Regions from separate parts of the Homo sapiens genome. Here region 1 is linked to region 2. A link is a loop called in an ENCODE intact Hi-C map of the cell type or tissue named here. Cell type or tissue: Caco-2. All regions are shown on one strand.

Region 1 (8,000 bases), 410 kb after region 2:
ATAAATCGTTTCTGGGCCTGTTCTTACCTTGTTCTAAGACTGACTTGCCAGGGCCAGGAATGTGGGTGGGCCACACACCCCCCTACAACCCTTCCAGGACATTTCTTCGGCTCCACTTGAGGCTTCCCACAATCAAATGAAGGGGCCGCTGTGGCACAAGGTGGGAAAGAAATCCCATTTGAGACAAGGTAGCAATTTTGTGGTGTAATTCGAGACAAATTCCAAGCACTGAGTTTTTGACATCTTAAAGGCCGAACTAAATAGTAAAATCATCATCTTTTGGAACATTTTCTCTAAGTTTCAAAAGTGGTAGTAGACAACACAGGACCCTCTCTTTTCAAGAAAATATAAGCACTTTGTAATTATTTTGTTGGAGAAGTGATCAAACAGACTGGTATAGTTTAGCATCAGAATGAGATATTTTCTGAGAAAACCTTGATTGGGACAAATGGTTATTTGTCATTGTTATTCTGACTCCATGCAGTATGTTTAGAACATGATGCCATCCTTCCCATAATCATCATCATCACCATCACCATCTAAACCATGTAAAGTTTACTGAAAACCATAATTGTCATCACTGCTGAAAGGCACAAAGGTTTATTTTTCCATGTGAGTCTCTGTGTGTGCACGTGTGTGTGTGTGTGTATGTGATTGTATGTAGCAAGGATTACTGTCCTAAGTTGAAATGTTGCCTTCTGTCAGCCAGCTTCAGGACAGCTCCTCTGGGGAGCCTCCCATGACTAACCAACGGCCGTGGGGGTGACTTAAACATATGACTTTATTCTTCTTTTCCTCCTCCCTGCCTTCTCTCTGTAGCCAGCCCACAGGGTCTCTGGAGGTAGGGACAGTGTCCCATCTTTGGTACCATCCACCAATGCCTACAACAGTGCAGGGGCTGCAGAGGGTATTCAAAAATGCTTCTCTGTTGTCTCCAGCCCTTCAAGGTCTTCACAAATGTAAATGTTAATATTTTAAATAATTGTTCATACAATTATTAGTAACAACTGTAAGAGGAAATTCCTTCCCAACCAACCAGAGATTCTATGCTCTAGTGAATCTGGAACCTGGGTTTTCCAAATAACTTTACATTTGCCATGGGCTGTTCTGAGAATCTATCTATGGAAGCCTTTTTTTAAAAAAAGAAGCAAGGCATAGAATGCAATCATCTTCTCTAGTGCTGAGCTCAATTTCTGCTAGTATGCCTTACATACAGTAGACATGCATCGTTGTACTAAAAGAGTAACTACAGAAATGATGGTACCCTGCTCCTACTATTCAAAACAAAACTGAATGTTTCTATTTATTTTTGCTTATTATTATTTGTACTGTATATGTTGGTGGAAAGGAAATAGTTATTAAAATCATTCACCACCAGAGGCTCTAGCTTTCTCAAGCACGAGTCAAACCTGAATAAACCATATCCTTCTGCATGAAACAGTCCTCAGGATTTCCAAGTGTCTGATGGGAACGCTTCTCACCAGGCTTGGGGTTAACCTCACTTGTCTCACATCAAGGTTAGGTGGGGGACCTCACAGTCCTTTGGGAAAAATCTTGTTCCCATTCTTCCTTCTTTCTCCAATCTCTAAGAACCTGATTCTTGTACATCCTCAATGTGGGTGAGGACACCAGAATTGCACCTGGGAAACTACTGCACTTCCCTTCCATGGGAGTCAAAGGTGCATGAGTCCCAGGCACGGTAGTGGGGTCTGAGGCAAGAAAATCAGTCTGGGCTCAACTTCAAGGCAGCCTGTCAAGGATAGAGAGCCCGGGCAGTGAGAGGCAGTGGTGTGTACCAGATGGGGCCAGAAGTGGAGAACTGGAACTGACTCCATCGAGGGACTTTGAGTTAGAGGTGCCACCAAGATGCTTCTGCAGAAAAAGTCAGCTATCAACTCATGCTAAATCCAGAGATCACAATGCCGCATTACAATAATATTGGCCAAGTAGAATCTTTCATACCATCCTAACCCCTCCTTCCTCCCTCTTGGTGTCCCTAGGAGAAGCCCAAATGCGAAGCTGGGCAGTGTGGCTCCCATGATCTTCATCACTGCCCTGTACCACCTTCCCAGGCAATCTCAGGATGCTGGTCTTCAGTGGACTTGGAGGCCAAGCTCCTTCCCCCAGCTCAAGGTCCCTCCACATGGCAGACCCAACCACAAGCAACCAAATTATGCATAGGAGAAGTCCAGGGTGGTTTTCTGTAACTAGGACAAATTGATTGGTCAGCAGAATGTTAAATATGGGACAATTCCAAGTAGCTTCCTTTCTTTTTTTTTTTTTTTTTTTCAGAAATACCCATGGATTTGTTATTCCAATTCTTTAAGAACTAATGTCAACTCCCCTTCCCCTGATCCAAGCCTCATACTCCCAACAAGAGTCTCAGAGCAATGAGGATGGAACCCAACAAGCAGTCTCTAAGCTATGTCACTAATGTGACTTGTGAGTAGTAAACTTATAAGAAAGGCCATCTGGGGCTAAAGAGCTGCACTACCTTTCATTGAATTCCTAGGATGGCCATCTGAGGTTTACAATGTGCGTTACATGCTTACCTGTTTCCTGCTGTTTGTATTTTCTTTCTTACTTCTCAGCTGTGGAAAGGGAAAGTTTTTCATCCGAATGACTCTAAATTTTTCATGCATCCCACGCTAGACATGGCAGCATTCAGTGGGACCATCCTGGGGCTGACTAGATTACCTCTAAGCTTGCTCTTTGGGAATTTTACATTTATTTTATTTATGTGTGCCTGGGGCGATGGGCAGGTGTTCCTCTAACAAATGTGGCCAATAGTAGGGCAGATTCAAGATGCCCATGATGAAGAGTGGGGTCTGATGGAGAGGGCAGCTATCTCCTCCCCAGAAGCAGTCTGCTCAGAAGCCCTTTTCCTTTTTTGTTGCAAATCCATATTAAGTAAGCAGTTTCCTTACCAAAAAGAAGGCAACCTACCACACTGAGGGACATCACAGTAGTCGTAAAGTTTTCTTGGATTTGTCGTGTAGCACCAGGGACCACCTACATCACCATCAGGGTTACGGCAGTACTGAAAACAAGAAGGCATGTAAGCTCCAGCTCACGTGGGGCAGGAGAGGGAGAAGGTGTTCCAAGGCTCACGCATTTCATGTCTATCCTTAGAAGACATAAAGGAGTGTTTCTTTTTCCTTCCTTCTTTTTTTTTTTTTTTTTTTTTTCTGAGGTGGAGTTTTGCTCTTGTCGCCCAGGCTGGAGTGCAGTGGCATGATCTCAGCTCACTGCAACCTCCATCTCCTGGGTTCAAGCGATTCTCCTGCTTCAGCCTCCTGAGTAGCTGCAACTGCAGGTGCACGCCACCACACCTGGCTAATTTTTTTTTCTATTTTCAGTAGAGATGAGGTTTCACCATTTTGGCCAGGCTAGTCTCGAACTCCTGACCTCAGGTGATCTGCTTGTCTCAGCCTCCCAAAGTGTAGGGATTACAGGTGTGAGCCACCATGCTCAGCCTCTTCTTCCTTTCTATTATTATTATTATTATTTTGGCAAAGTTATTTTTTGAATGCTCTAAAGCCGTCCTTCCTGTGCCCCTGTTCAAAAGGAGCTATGAGGCCACACCCCTGGACAGGGAGTGGTGACCCTCGGGGGTCTTTGGAGAATGGGTCTCCCTTCAGGAGCCTGACCCAGTGGAGGCCTTAGAGCCCCAGCACCAAAGGACAGTGGGACATCATTGATGTGCATTGTCCCTGGAGGGCTCAGCGCTCTCCTACCCGATGAAGCCTGTTTGCTGTTGATTCAGAAACATTTATTTCCATGCATTGTGCGCCCTCTATGGGGCAAGACACAGAAAGGCAGTGTTGTCCTCCCCTTCATATGACACTGTGGTAGAATAAGAAACGTATATTTGGTCTCTGCCCCCCAGTTCCTGACACGGAGCTCCTAAATCCCTTGGGGGTTCCTGAGTGAAGGGAGCATCTTTTGTTTGAATGAAGCAACTCTTGGTGGGTTCTTGGATAGTCTCAGGATGGGGCTGGTTGCCAAAGGAACCAACCATGTGATTGCAGGGTTGGAACTGTTCAGCCCCCCACGTCCAACTTCCAGGGAGGGAACAGGAGCTGAAGGTGAGCTGGTCTCCAATGGCCAACGATGTATTCAACTGTGCCTCTGTAATGAAGCCTCCATAAAAACCCAGCAAGACTGCACTTGGAGAGCTTCTGGGTTGCTGAACACTTGGGGTACCGGGGGCTGGTGCACTGGAGAGGGCATGGAAACTCTGAGCCCCTTCTCACATGCCTTGCCCCGTGCATCTCTTCTGTCTGGCTGTTCACCAGGATCCTTTGTAATATCTTTTATAACAAATGGGTAAATAAAAGTAACGTGTTCCCCTGAGTTCTGTGAGCCACTCTAGCAAAGTAATCAAGTAGAAAAACAGATTTTTGTCCAGTTGGGCAGAAGTACAGGTCACCGCCTGGAACTTGGGATTGGCATCTGCAGTGGGGCGGTCTTGTGGGACTGAGCCTTAACTTATGGGATCTGACACTGTCTCCAGATAGAGTGTCAGCACTGAGTTACATTGTAGGACACCCAGCTGGTATCTGCTGGAGACTCGCTTGGGGTGTGAGGAGAAATCCCCCCACATCTGGTGTGAGAAGTGTTATGCTGCATGGGTGTGAGAGTGGGGGAACACAGACACTTTGGTTTTTCCTATATCTCAGTCTTCCCTATTCATAGGCCCCAAAGTAAACCATCGCAGAGAATGCATGAGGCTAAGGGAAGTCCCATGGTGACCTGATGGCCCATCCAAATTTTTTCTCGAAAAATCTGACTTAAATTTCATAAAGGGCATCTTTGATTACTGGAACCTAGCATACAAACACTAGAAACTAGAGACAGTCCCCAATAATGGAAACTTTAAAGAAATGTCACTAAAGGGAAGAGGCCTGAGAACCCTCACATGTGTGGAGGTTTCCTGGCCTGTGCTGCTTGTACTTTCCATACTAAGGCCAATTATATTCTAGCTTAGCCCCCTGATGCCTTTCCAATATTTTCTTCTGTCCCCTCTCCCCCATTACAAAAAAGAGCAGTCCAGGTCAGATTTTCTGTAACACAGAACCAATTCTGTTTGCAAAGATTGGTGAGCAAAAGGCCAAAGAGTCCAAATCAAAGTGGCTTACATTTTTTTCCAGACCCGCCCGTGGATTTGTCTCTGGAGTGAAAATGCTGTGTCTATGGGGCTCCTGGGCAGCCCAGTCCTGGCATGGCGTCCCAGTAACAGTGGTCGCCCTCTTGCCTCGGTATCCTTTCCCATTCCCAAACATACAGTCTGTACAGGGAAAAAATGGATGATTATGAAGAGCCACAGAGACCCAGGATGATATGGAATCAATACAGTCATGTCAGGTTTCTCTAGGATGACAGAATCAGGGGCCACATTCCTCAGAAACTGCAATGCTGAAGACTGCAATGAACGCTGCCTACCTTAAGAAATTACTGGAGATGCTTACTGGCTTGGAAAGAATCACACATATGGCAGCATGATAGAATACGAATTTGGACTGGGATACTGAGATAACCCATTTTAGAACAAGGTGAGTGGTTAAGTTGAGCACCTTGGAGGGTTTGCACCTGTCCTAAAGGCACAGCCCACTCACGTTGTGCCAAAAGTCACACCTCTGCCTCCTTGAGAGAGTGCACTGAGGCTTCCTTCCACATGGCAGACCCTCTAAAAACACTTGATTTCTCGTGTAGCATGGAAGGTTTCTGCATCAGTGAGATTTTCCATGGCTTTTCATCCCAGCGTCCAAGTGTGTAGATGTCCAGCCACAGATTTCTTACCTTCTTCGGAAGGAGTCTCTACATCTGGAAGCAGGACAACAGGCGGAGGTGCTACAACACTCGCTTCTGTTCCTGAGCATTTTTTCAGGTTGCAGTACTCCCACCTGACGCTGGGGTCTGTGGTAAAACACCAGGGGCCTTTATCGGCATCTGGATTCCTGCAGTAGTTCATTGTCAGGCCACTGGAAATTCCAAAACAATACAGGTCACAAGAGGTGGGAGAATATTCAGGGGCACCCAGCACCCTCTACATTTTGTTCTAACAAAGTGTTAACAAGTGGCTTTGAAATATTCCCATTATAGGTACAATAATGTTGTAACAAACAAAAATGGTCCTCAACTTCTAAACAACTGTGTACATTTCAAAGACAGATTTTAATTTTTCTTTAAAAAATCAAAAGTAGTATATGCTCCATATAAAAACTCAGATCATACATAAACATGTAAATAAAAGGATCAGAATATCCCCCTCCCACCTTCTGCCAAATACATTTCTCAGGAATAACAGGTACAGATTTTAAAGTGCATATTTTATATTTTTATGCACATAAAAGTATATCTCTAACTGTCTAGCTCTCTGTATTTCTCTCTATAGGACTGTATTGTGAAATGTGCATTGGAACTAAAATACATTTCTCCAAGGAGAAAATGACATCCAAGATGGTATCATTCCCAGGCCAGTCACCTTACTCTAAGTACTCACAGTGTAACTAAAGGGATCTACTTTTACTATGAAAAACAACCACGAAAAATAGTGTTACTGTCAATACCGTATCAGGTGTGTCAAGTGGGTTTGTTTCTGCAAGACGTATCAAAGCCACCCTGGGAAACTAGCTCCCAGGCAGGATGCCATTTCTCTAGGATGGGTTCCTGGGCAGGACATCCTCTCCTGCTCTCAATCCATCCTCTGCTGGCCACTGCCACTCCAGGTCTGAGGGAATGGGGGATGAGTTGGAAGAACAGTGGGACTCAAGATATAAAGGGAGACTATGGGATCTGAAGAGGTCGGGCAGCTACGGAGGAGTCCGAAAACAACGGAGTAATAGTCAAAGCAGGCGAGGACCCCGGGCTGGGGGGGATCTTGGAGAATGTGCTCCCCCTCATGCCTCCCAAGAATGTTGCTCCAACCTCTCAGAATCCTCACATTCATGACCTGTGGCTGTCTGAGAAAACGGGAAATGTATTATGTACCATGGGAATGCAACATTGTCTCTCTAGCGACTCTACACATGTGATCTAATCTCAAGCCCAGACACCCCATTTGAGGAAGTTCATAGTCTAAGCAACTGGATGTGTTAAAAGGCTGAGCATTTGAAACAGATTTCCACTCTCTTCAGTTGAGGTATACTTTTACATAGTGTGAAATGCACAGATCTTAAATGTTGTTTGGTGAGTTTTGATGATCACCTATACTTGTGTAAACCACACTCCCATATGATACAGAACACTTCCATTACTCTAGAAACACCCTGTGTCACTGCTCATTCAATTCCTGCTACCCTCTTCCCACTGCCAGAGGGAAATACTATTGGTTTCCTTCACTAAAGATTAGTTTTACCTCTCCTCAAACCTGATATAAATGGGCTCATACAGAATGTACACTTATGTATCTGCCTCCTTTCCTTAATATATTTTTGAGTTCCATCCATCCTATTTGAGAGGATCAGTCACTTCTTCATTTTAATTGCTTAATAATATTCCATTATATGAATAGATCACAAATTATCGATTCATTTTCTCATTGATTGACCTTGTAGTTGTTTACAGTTTGGGGTTATAATAACTAGAGCTGCTGTGAATATTCTTGTAGATCTCTTTGTGGACTTCTGTTTTCATTTCCATGGGGTAAATATTCAGGAATAGAATTGCAGTTTTTTGGGGTAGACTCATAGTTATTTAACTTTATGGAAAACCAGCATACTGTACTTTAACCAGCGTATGCGAGAGCTGCACATCCTCGCTCCACATCAGTGACAGCACTTATTGTTGTGTCTTCTTAATGATACCCATGCCCATTAAGTGTTGGTGACATCTTGTGATGGTTATAATTCTTATATCTTTGATGGCTAAAATGTTGAGCATTTTTTCAGGTGCTTATTGTCCATCTGTCCATCGTTCCCTGAGAAATTTCCTATTCAATTCTGTTGCCCATTTTAATTAGGTTGTTTGTCCTCTGATTAGTGAGTGGGAGAAACGTT
Region 2 (8,000 bases):
TGCTGGAGTCCAGGCCCTTTCTCTCTCCGTGCAGGGCTGGGGCGACACCGAGTTCTCTAAGCAGTATGTGTCTGTGAGCAGGCCTGGGAGGCTGGCCCTTTGCCCTTCCGAGAAGATCGCTGAGCAGCAAGTGGAAGTGGTGCATGGTTTCTCCAAGCAGAGTGGTGAATAGACATCAAGGGACAATTCCTTTCTGTATCAGCCTATTTTGCTAGGAGCCTAGATCTAAAGCTTTACGTGCCCCAAATCTGGGTGCCCGACCCAGTTTGTCAAAGTGGGATTTCATTTTAATGATCAACCTTGCAGTCAGAAGTGTGGTGTATGTCAAAAGACAGTTCTGTTGATTTTGACCTTGGGATTTTAGGGCAGTAGTTCTCTGACTTTTCAATTTCATGGACAAGTAAAGTTTCTGCAAAATGGGAGGGGAATGGCAGGCAGCCAACAGAGGTGTGCCAACATTCTGGTCTTTCCAAGCATGGACATAAATAAAGAGAAACTCGCCATCTACCACTGACACAGTTATACTCTTTAATATGGGAAAGGCACCATCTCTGAAAACAGGGCCATCCTTTGAGTGGACCTAGTTTAGCTTTATGAAAAATGCACAGTATTTCTTGCTCGTCAGCATTTGGGACTCGTGTTGTTGGAAGGCTTTGAGAAACCATTCATGCCCTTGTGTGATCTTCTGTGGACAAAAGCAGTTCCCAGGTAAACTCGCTCTGAGGCTGAACCTACAACCTCAGAACCCCCTTTTTTCCAGGGAGGTCACGATAGCCATCACGGTTTCTTAATTGTATGGGGTGAACAGATTCTAACTTTTCATTTCTAACTTAAAGTACTTCTTCAGGTTGTAATTTGACATTTGCAGAAGGGACTATAACTTGGCCATTAATAGTGCAAATTAAGAAATAGGTGAGGCTGGGCACAGTGGCTCATGCCAGTAATCCCTTTGGGAGTAAGCACTTTGGGAGGCTGAGGCTGGAGGATCACTTGAGGCCAGGGGTTTGAGACCAGTCTGGGCAACATAATGGGAACCCGTCTCTACAAAAAAATTTTACAAACTAGCTGCACCTAGCGGTACACACCTGTAGTCCCAGCTACTGGGGAAGCTGAAGTGGGAGGATTGCTTGAGCCTAGAAGTTGAAGGTTACTGTGAGCTATGATTGCACCACTGCACTCCAGCCTGGGCAGCAGAGCAAGACCCTGTCTCTAAAGAGAAATAAGTGAAGGACAGCTACATTCAGAGCCGTCCTGTGGAGGCCAAGGTCGGGAGCAGCTCTGGGTGGGGTGCAGAGTTCAGGGTGCAGGCATGGTGGCCCGTGGGAAACACTGTGCTCTCCTGCTCTGGCCTTCAAGGACAAGAACCATTTTGGGGACTGGCAATTGTTTTTTCACTTAAACCATAAGGGCATTGCTCCTTAGAAGGGCAGCAGGGAGCCTCAAGGCTTGGCTCCCATGGTAAGTCCTTTGCAAGTCCTGGCCGTGCACTCGGGTGGTGTCTGCGGGCTGAGACCAAGGCTTGCGAGCGCTTCTCACAGAGCCTCTCCCCGCCCAGACTTGCTGACTAAGAGGAGCCGCTTCTTCCTCTCTGTTCCTCAACTTTCTCTTCTATTCTTCGTTCTTTCCTGTTCTTCCTCCCGTTCTTTTCTCCCTTCTTTCTTCTCCTGGGCCCTGGGAAAGCTGAGCGGACGTGCTGTGTGGACGTCTCCTTCGCACGCTTCCTCCCTAGTGCCTTTGTTGCGGGCTGCAGGGGGCGTTCGTCCGGGGATCTGCCGCCTCTCAATAGGATCTCGTTCTCCTCTTGGCTTGTAGGTTGATGCTTCTTTCTGGAAACAAACCAACTCTCCTTCATTCAATAACTACATTTCCCAGTTCCAACTTTATACTATGCCACACGGTAACACACAAAAACAAAAAACACGAGTCCTTTCCCTGCGGGGCAAATTTTATTACAAAACGGGTCCACAACCAAGATGGGCCACGGACATTCTGCTGCCAGAGCCTGGAGTCTGGCCAGAGCTGGCGGTGCTGTTCTCTCCCCGATAGTCAGTGGGAGGTCCTGTGGCAATGTCATGGGCCATAAGTGAGGGGAGGGGATGAGATTTAGTGTTTTAAACCACAGACAAAGAAAACTTTAAAGTGAATGGGGCTGGGCGCAATGGCTCACGCCTGTAATCCCAACACTTTGGGAGGCTGAGGCAGGAGGATCACCTGAGGTCAGGAGTTCAATACCAGCCTGGCCAACATGGTAAAACCCTATCTCTACAAAAATTAGCTGGGCATGATGGCAGGTGCCTGTAATCCCAGGTACTCAGGAGGCTGAGGTGGGAAAATTGCTTGAACCCGGGAGGCGGAGGTTGCAGTGAGAGGAGATCGTGCCATTGCACTCCAGCCTGTGCGACAGAGTGAGACTCTGTCTCAAAAAATAAAATAAAGTGAATGGGAAGTTCTGAGTTGGGAAGCTCCTAGAAAAGGGAGTGCTTTTTTCTTCTTGCTAGAGGTGCAAATAAAACAATCTTGGCCTAGCAAATGTCTTTCTGGAAACAAGACAGAAAAGGCACCATGGTGAGTTCCCCTTTGTGATATTACTGTAAAAAAGCACTATAAAGACTGTTAAGGAAAATAAATTCAAAAGCCACATTTGCCCATTTTTTAAAATGGGTGAGTTCTATGGCATGTAAGTGACATCTTAAGAAAGCTGTTTTTTTTTTAAAAAAAAACAAGGCACAAAAATATCACCCCCCTTGTCTAGTTATCAGGTGCCCTGTGGCCCCAACCTGGGATAAGAAAATCACCCCGTTCTGGTGGGCAGGCGAATGCCGCTGCTTCCCTGGCAGAGTTGGGTGCCACCTCTCTGGGCATTGCCTGTGCTGCTGACCGTCATGGTGCTCACCTCCTTGTCTCCTCCACCATCTGATCGCTCTCACTGCTTGAGGGTAGGAGTGCTTGGCACACACGTTGATTGTTCTTCAGTTGCTTGATGATGTGACTTCCCCTGAGAGCCCCCATGGCTTCTCTTGGCTGATGTCCAACAGCAGAGTCACGCGACAAGTGACGCTTCGGACCAGGCTTGTTAATGGGCTGCAGGGGGCCGAGGACAGAGCAGAGGCACCTGAACTGCCCAGGGAAGGGGTTGGGGGTTCTCCTTCCAAAATGGCCTAGTGTGTGGACTATTATTAAAAGTGCCTCTGAGAGGCCAAGAAAGCCTATGATTCAGTACACCCTGAATGAAAAAGAAGAAAAGTATGAGATACTTTAGACTTTTCTATCTCAAGTTGTTAAAGGAAAATATTCAGCATTTAAGTAGTATAAGTTTCAATTATAAGGAAGCTCATTTTCCAGAAAACTCGACTCCTTAGAGAACTGGGACATTACTAGGCTAGTTCATGGGACACAAACTGGGCCTCACTGTGACCCACACCCATTTTTGTGTGGCGTGCATGCTATCGGCCACGTGCAGCTTTTACAATAGCTGAGGCAGCTGCCCACCATACAACCTGGGCAATTCCCTGTGGCTGCCTGGTTCAGCTCTGCTCCCTGCAGGCAGCTTCTGCCCTGGCCCCTCCTCACGGCCAGGACCTGCCCTTAGACGGGCCAGCGGGCATCCTGGTGCCACAGCTCCTTGTTCCCCCCAGGTCCTGGCTCAGCTCAGCTCCCAGCCGCTTGAGCACGCCTGCTGACCTGGGTTCCTGGGTCCCTCCCTTGTGTTCAGCAGCTCCTTGCGGCTGAGCCCCAGTCCCTGAGCGGGAGCTCCGTGACATGAGACACCCAGGGAAGAGCCACCGCGTTCTTTCGCAGTGCATTTATGTGGGGCCGTGAGTCCCCTGTTCTCACCCAGGGACTGCAAGGAGCGCCATGAGGCTCTGGAGTAACTGCCCTGCAAGCTGCTCGGTGACACACACACCCTGTGGGTGGATGTGGATGAGTACATGGTTCCCACTAAGGATCTGCTTAGTGGAAGGACATGAGCCTGTTTGTTTACCTTTCACACGGTCTAACAATCACTTAGAAGAGTCACCCTGGACACCCAGTCCTGAGTGTGCTGTCACCTCTGAGAGCCACACCCAGCAGCCCTCCAGCCCTTTGTCATTCATGATGCCTTGAATCACGGCCCTCAGAGCCCTCCAGTGGCAAACAGGGTGGTAGGTGCGGGTGGGCTGCCCGAGGTGAACTGGCTGTGGAGGCCGGGAAGGCGGGGCATGTGCCGGGCCGGGCTGGGCGAGCTCCTCCTGACTGCGGGCCAGGTCTCCACCGAGTGTCCCCTGCGGGCAGCTTCGGCGCAGCATCCACTCCATTCTCCCGCCGACCTATCGTGGAAGGCACTGCTGCCCCATTAGACAGACTGGGGCCTGGGCTCAGGGATGCAGGTGCCTGCCCACAGAGGGTGGATCCTAGCCCAGGCTGGCCTGGCGCCAGGGTTCATGCTCCACGCCCTGCACTCAGTGACAGCTGCAGCGGCCCCACCACTCCCAGTGTCCCTGTGGGAGGGGCGGCCAGATGCAGCTTTGAGAAGACAGCAGCTGCCTACAAAGTGCTTTCTGGAAGGAGCTGCAGACCCCAGTTCTGCCGAGCCCCGGTGGCACCTGTGTATCTCTGCGATTCCCTTGGAAGCAGGGCCTCGGGAGGGACCTGCCACCGAGCCCCGTGTGGCGTCTGAGGGTCCTCTTTCCTGTCCCCCAGGATGCCTTTCAGGAGGAGTACTACAGGACGGGCACCTTCCCAGAGACGCCCATGGTGCCCCCCCGGCGGCCCTGGACCCTCGTGAACTGGCTGTTTTGGGCCTCGCTGGTGCTCTACCCTTTCTTCCAGTTCCTGGTCAGCATGATCAGGAGCGGGTCTTCCCTGACGCTGGCCAGCTTCATCCTCGTCTTCTTTGTGGGTGAGTGGAGGGCAAGGGGCTGGTGGGTGCTGACAGCACCACCCTGGGAGAGGTGGCATCAGGGCTGGGACGAAGGCCATCTGTATAGGCAGTTGTGCCGTGGATGAGGAGCAGGCTCAGCTTGCAATCACAGGGAAAGATTAGACTTCAGGATGAGTGCGAGGCCCTCGAATACCAGGCCTGGGACCCCCTCCGCAGCCTGGACGGTCCAGCCTCCCACCTGGGGCTGGATTCCACACGTTCCCTGTTGGGTGGTGATGCAGCTGCCACTTCACTCCCCGACAGCTGGGAGTGCTCCCTCCCTGTCCTCCGCAGACAGCTCTGCTCATTGGCATCATTTCCTGCTTCTGAAGAAAGCCCTGTGCTGGAGCCTGGCGGGGACGGATGGGCAGCTCCCTGCCTTCCTCTGGGGGCGCCTGTGGCTTCTCCTTTGCTGCAGGTGGATGACACTGAGTGGAGACACTCGGCGACAGAGCTTTTCATGGGTCTGCGCTGGCTCCAGGTGACCGGTATTCTCGGGCTACTGCTGCTTCTTGGTGGCAAGCCCCTGTGCACCCTGCTCCTTGCCTCTGGCGGGGCAGCCTGTCGTGCCTGCTTCCTGCCCTGTGAACAGCAGGTCCGTGCTTCCTGGAGCCAAGGAAGACTTTGGGGTTTCCCTGTGAAAGGCCCTGTCTCCCCAAGCCTGGCGTCCTCTGAGGCTTTGGAGAGCCCGGGAGAGACGGCACATTGTCCAAGCACACAGAGATCACGTGCTTCTTCCAAATGGACAGGACTCAGTTATTTTCTGTCAAACACAAAGATGCAGTATGCTCACTATAAAAGGCCCAAGCAATAGACAAGCGCAGAAAATGGAAAGTGTGTCAGGAGACCATTCCCATTGAGCCCACTTCCCAGATAATCGTTAATGACAATTTGATGCACGTGGTGGTTCCAGTCTCAAGCATATGTGCATCTATAAACCCGTATCAGTGGAGTTTCTTCAGCTCGCCTTTTCACCTAATGAATCATAACCACCAAAACAGGTCACAGCACATAAACCTAGCTCATTCATTCTGACTGAGCCAACCAATGCTGCAGCATATGGGTGCAGTAGACAAGCTGGCTCCTGTTCCTCAAATAGACCCTACTATACAGTCTTTTGAAAGATTAAGATGTATTTTAGTGTTAAAAATTAAAATATTAAAACAACACCCACACCGTGTAAGGGAAAAAAATAAGAGGTTGGAGAAGAAAGCACCTCATCTCCTTAAGGCAGGTCCAGGGGCACCCCCATGCCCCGCCATGCTGAGGCTGGCCAAGGGTCCGGGGCAGCTGCAGGTGCCAGGGCCCCTGGTAGGGCGGGGGCAAGCTCAACCCTTCTGCTTCAATAGCAGGCAACAGCAAGGCACACACACACCCACGCCGTCTTGGAGAGGGGCCCCTTCAGGATGAAGGCTGCAGACAGGGCCACCCAGCTGTGTAGCGAGTACCAAAAAAAGAAGCCTGAGCACTGCCCAGGGTGCAGTGTGGACACAGGGCGTCTCCAGGAGCATCTGAGGGGTGCAGTATGGACACAGGGAGTCTTCAGGAGCATCTGAGGGGTGCAGTGTGGACACAGGGAGTCTTCAGGAGCATCTGAGGGGTGCAGTGTGGACACAGGGAGTCTTCAGGAGCATCTGAGGGGTGCAGTGTGGACACGGCGTCTCCAGGAGCATCTGAGGAGCTGACTGCCGTGCCCCATTACTCTGAGCCTGCGCCTGACTGCATTCTTCCCTGAAGGACTTTGTGTTTGTGTTCTTTACTCCTCTTCCAAGGCCACACGGTCCACGTTTTACTCACTTCTTTCTGCTCTACAATAACTCCACTCTCACTGTTACTGTTACGCTCCATGCAGGAGCCCTCCAGTTTGTAAATGACCCATGGGAGATGCGTGCCTCCTGCTGGCTGGGCTGGATTCGCCCATCCCAGGCTCTTGCATCCATGTCCCAGTTAGTTTATCGACCGCGATGCTAATGCTAGATAATCCTGTGCATCATGATTTGGGGGATTTCATTCACTTATTCGTCTATCCATTCTTAAGCATGTATTATAAATGGACTGTTTTCCAAGCCCCATGCCCAGTGCTGAGCACATCAAATGATTAAGTCTTGGGCCCTGCACCCAAGGACCTCACCACATCTGCCCGCTCCAGAGGGTGTAGTTGAAATTGCAACTTCTGAGCATTAGGCCCTGCTTTCCAGCTTCCTATATTAAACTGGGCTCCCACGAGGGTCCTGCCCATTCTCTGGTGTAGGCAAATCCTGCCGTCAGAGGAGAGGGCGGGGATTTTCTCACTGCTCTAACGCTTGCACCAAAAGCAGTGCTGAAACGTGTTGGGCACTCGATACTCGAGCTCTTGCGTCTTCCAGGCTCCTGGTCTGTTCTTTATAAAACTTCGCTGAACATGCCCTGTTAACTTCCTGTCCCTTATTCACAAAAGAATCCTCTTTACCTGGGGGTCAGCAGAGGAAGCCAGGGATTTCTCTGAGTCCCTGCGAACGGCTGTGCATGGCTTGCCAAATCATTCACCTTCAGGGTCCAAGGAGGAAAACCCCCACCAGAGCAGCCTTGCTTTGTCTTAATGTCACATGGATGTCCACACTCAAGGATGATTGTAAAGCCGGCAGGATGATGGCACCTCAAACCCGCCAGCCAGCTCTGAGCTGGCGCTTGTGATTTGCGGCCACGGGCCTTCTCACTTGCTCTGTGGGAAAACGGCCCTGTAGTCTGTTTGGGCTACTCCTAACTCTGCTCTCCTTGTCTCTGCAGCCTCCGTGGGAGTTCGATGGATGATTGGTGTGACGGAAATTGACAAGGGCTCTGCCTACGGCAACTCTGACAGCAAGCAGAAACTGAATGACTGACTCAGGGAGGTGTCACCATCCGAAGGGAACCTTGGGGAACTGGTGGCCTCTGCATATCCTCCTTAGTGGGACACGGTGACAAAGGCTGGGTGAGCCCCTGCTGGGCACGGCGGAAGTCACGACCTCTCCAGCCAGGGAGTCTGGTCTCAAGGCCGGATGGGGAGGAAGATGTTTTGTAATCTTTTTTTCCCCATGTGCTTTAGTGGGCTTTGGTTTTCTTTTTGTGCGAGTGTGTGTGA

What was found. Hi-C counts contacts between places; a loop is a spot of excess contacts. Peaks named below come from ENCODE experiments on the same cell type or tissue, not always from the same donor. Only the 100,000 strongest peaks of a DNase experiment are listed, where the experiment ranks them.
Region 1: it touches region 2 in a loop (3-fold over the local background); 3 of 110 quality-filtered maps call a loop at or near these places.

Annotation. Positions count from the first base shown.
Region 1 is chr6:160,729,035-160,737,034 of GRCh38, reverse strand. It overlaps PLG (plasminogen), which reads right to left. Exons shown (of 19, transcript NM_000301.5): 11 at 5,803-5,984; 12 at 5,142-5,290; 13 at 2,947-3,040; 14 at 28-148. Among named protein-coding and RNA genes, the nearest start is that of PLG, 31 kb to the right of the region's middle. RefSeq lists a silencer at 3,767-3,846. In Caco-2, CTCF peaks have their summits at 3,769 and 5,963; DNase peaks (open chromatin) are centred at 3,744 and 5,914.
Region 2 is chr6:161,136,301-161,144,300 of GRCh38, reverse strand. It overlaps AGPAT4 (1-acylglycerol-3-phosphate O-acyltransferase 4), which reads left to right. Exons shown (of 9, transcript NM_020133.3): 8 at 4,681-4,879; 9 at 7,667-8,000. The coding sequence ends at 7,761. It overlaps LOC124901455 (a long non-coding RNA gene), which reads right to left and starts at 4,685. Exons shown (of 2, transcript XR_007059860.1): 1 at 3,835-4,685; 2 at 1-3,223. In Caco-2, CTCF peaks have their summits at 3,928 and 4,138 (motif pointing left); a DNase peak (open chromatin) is centred at 4,130.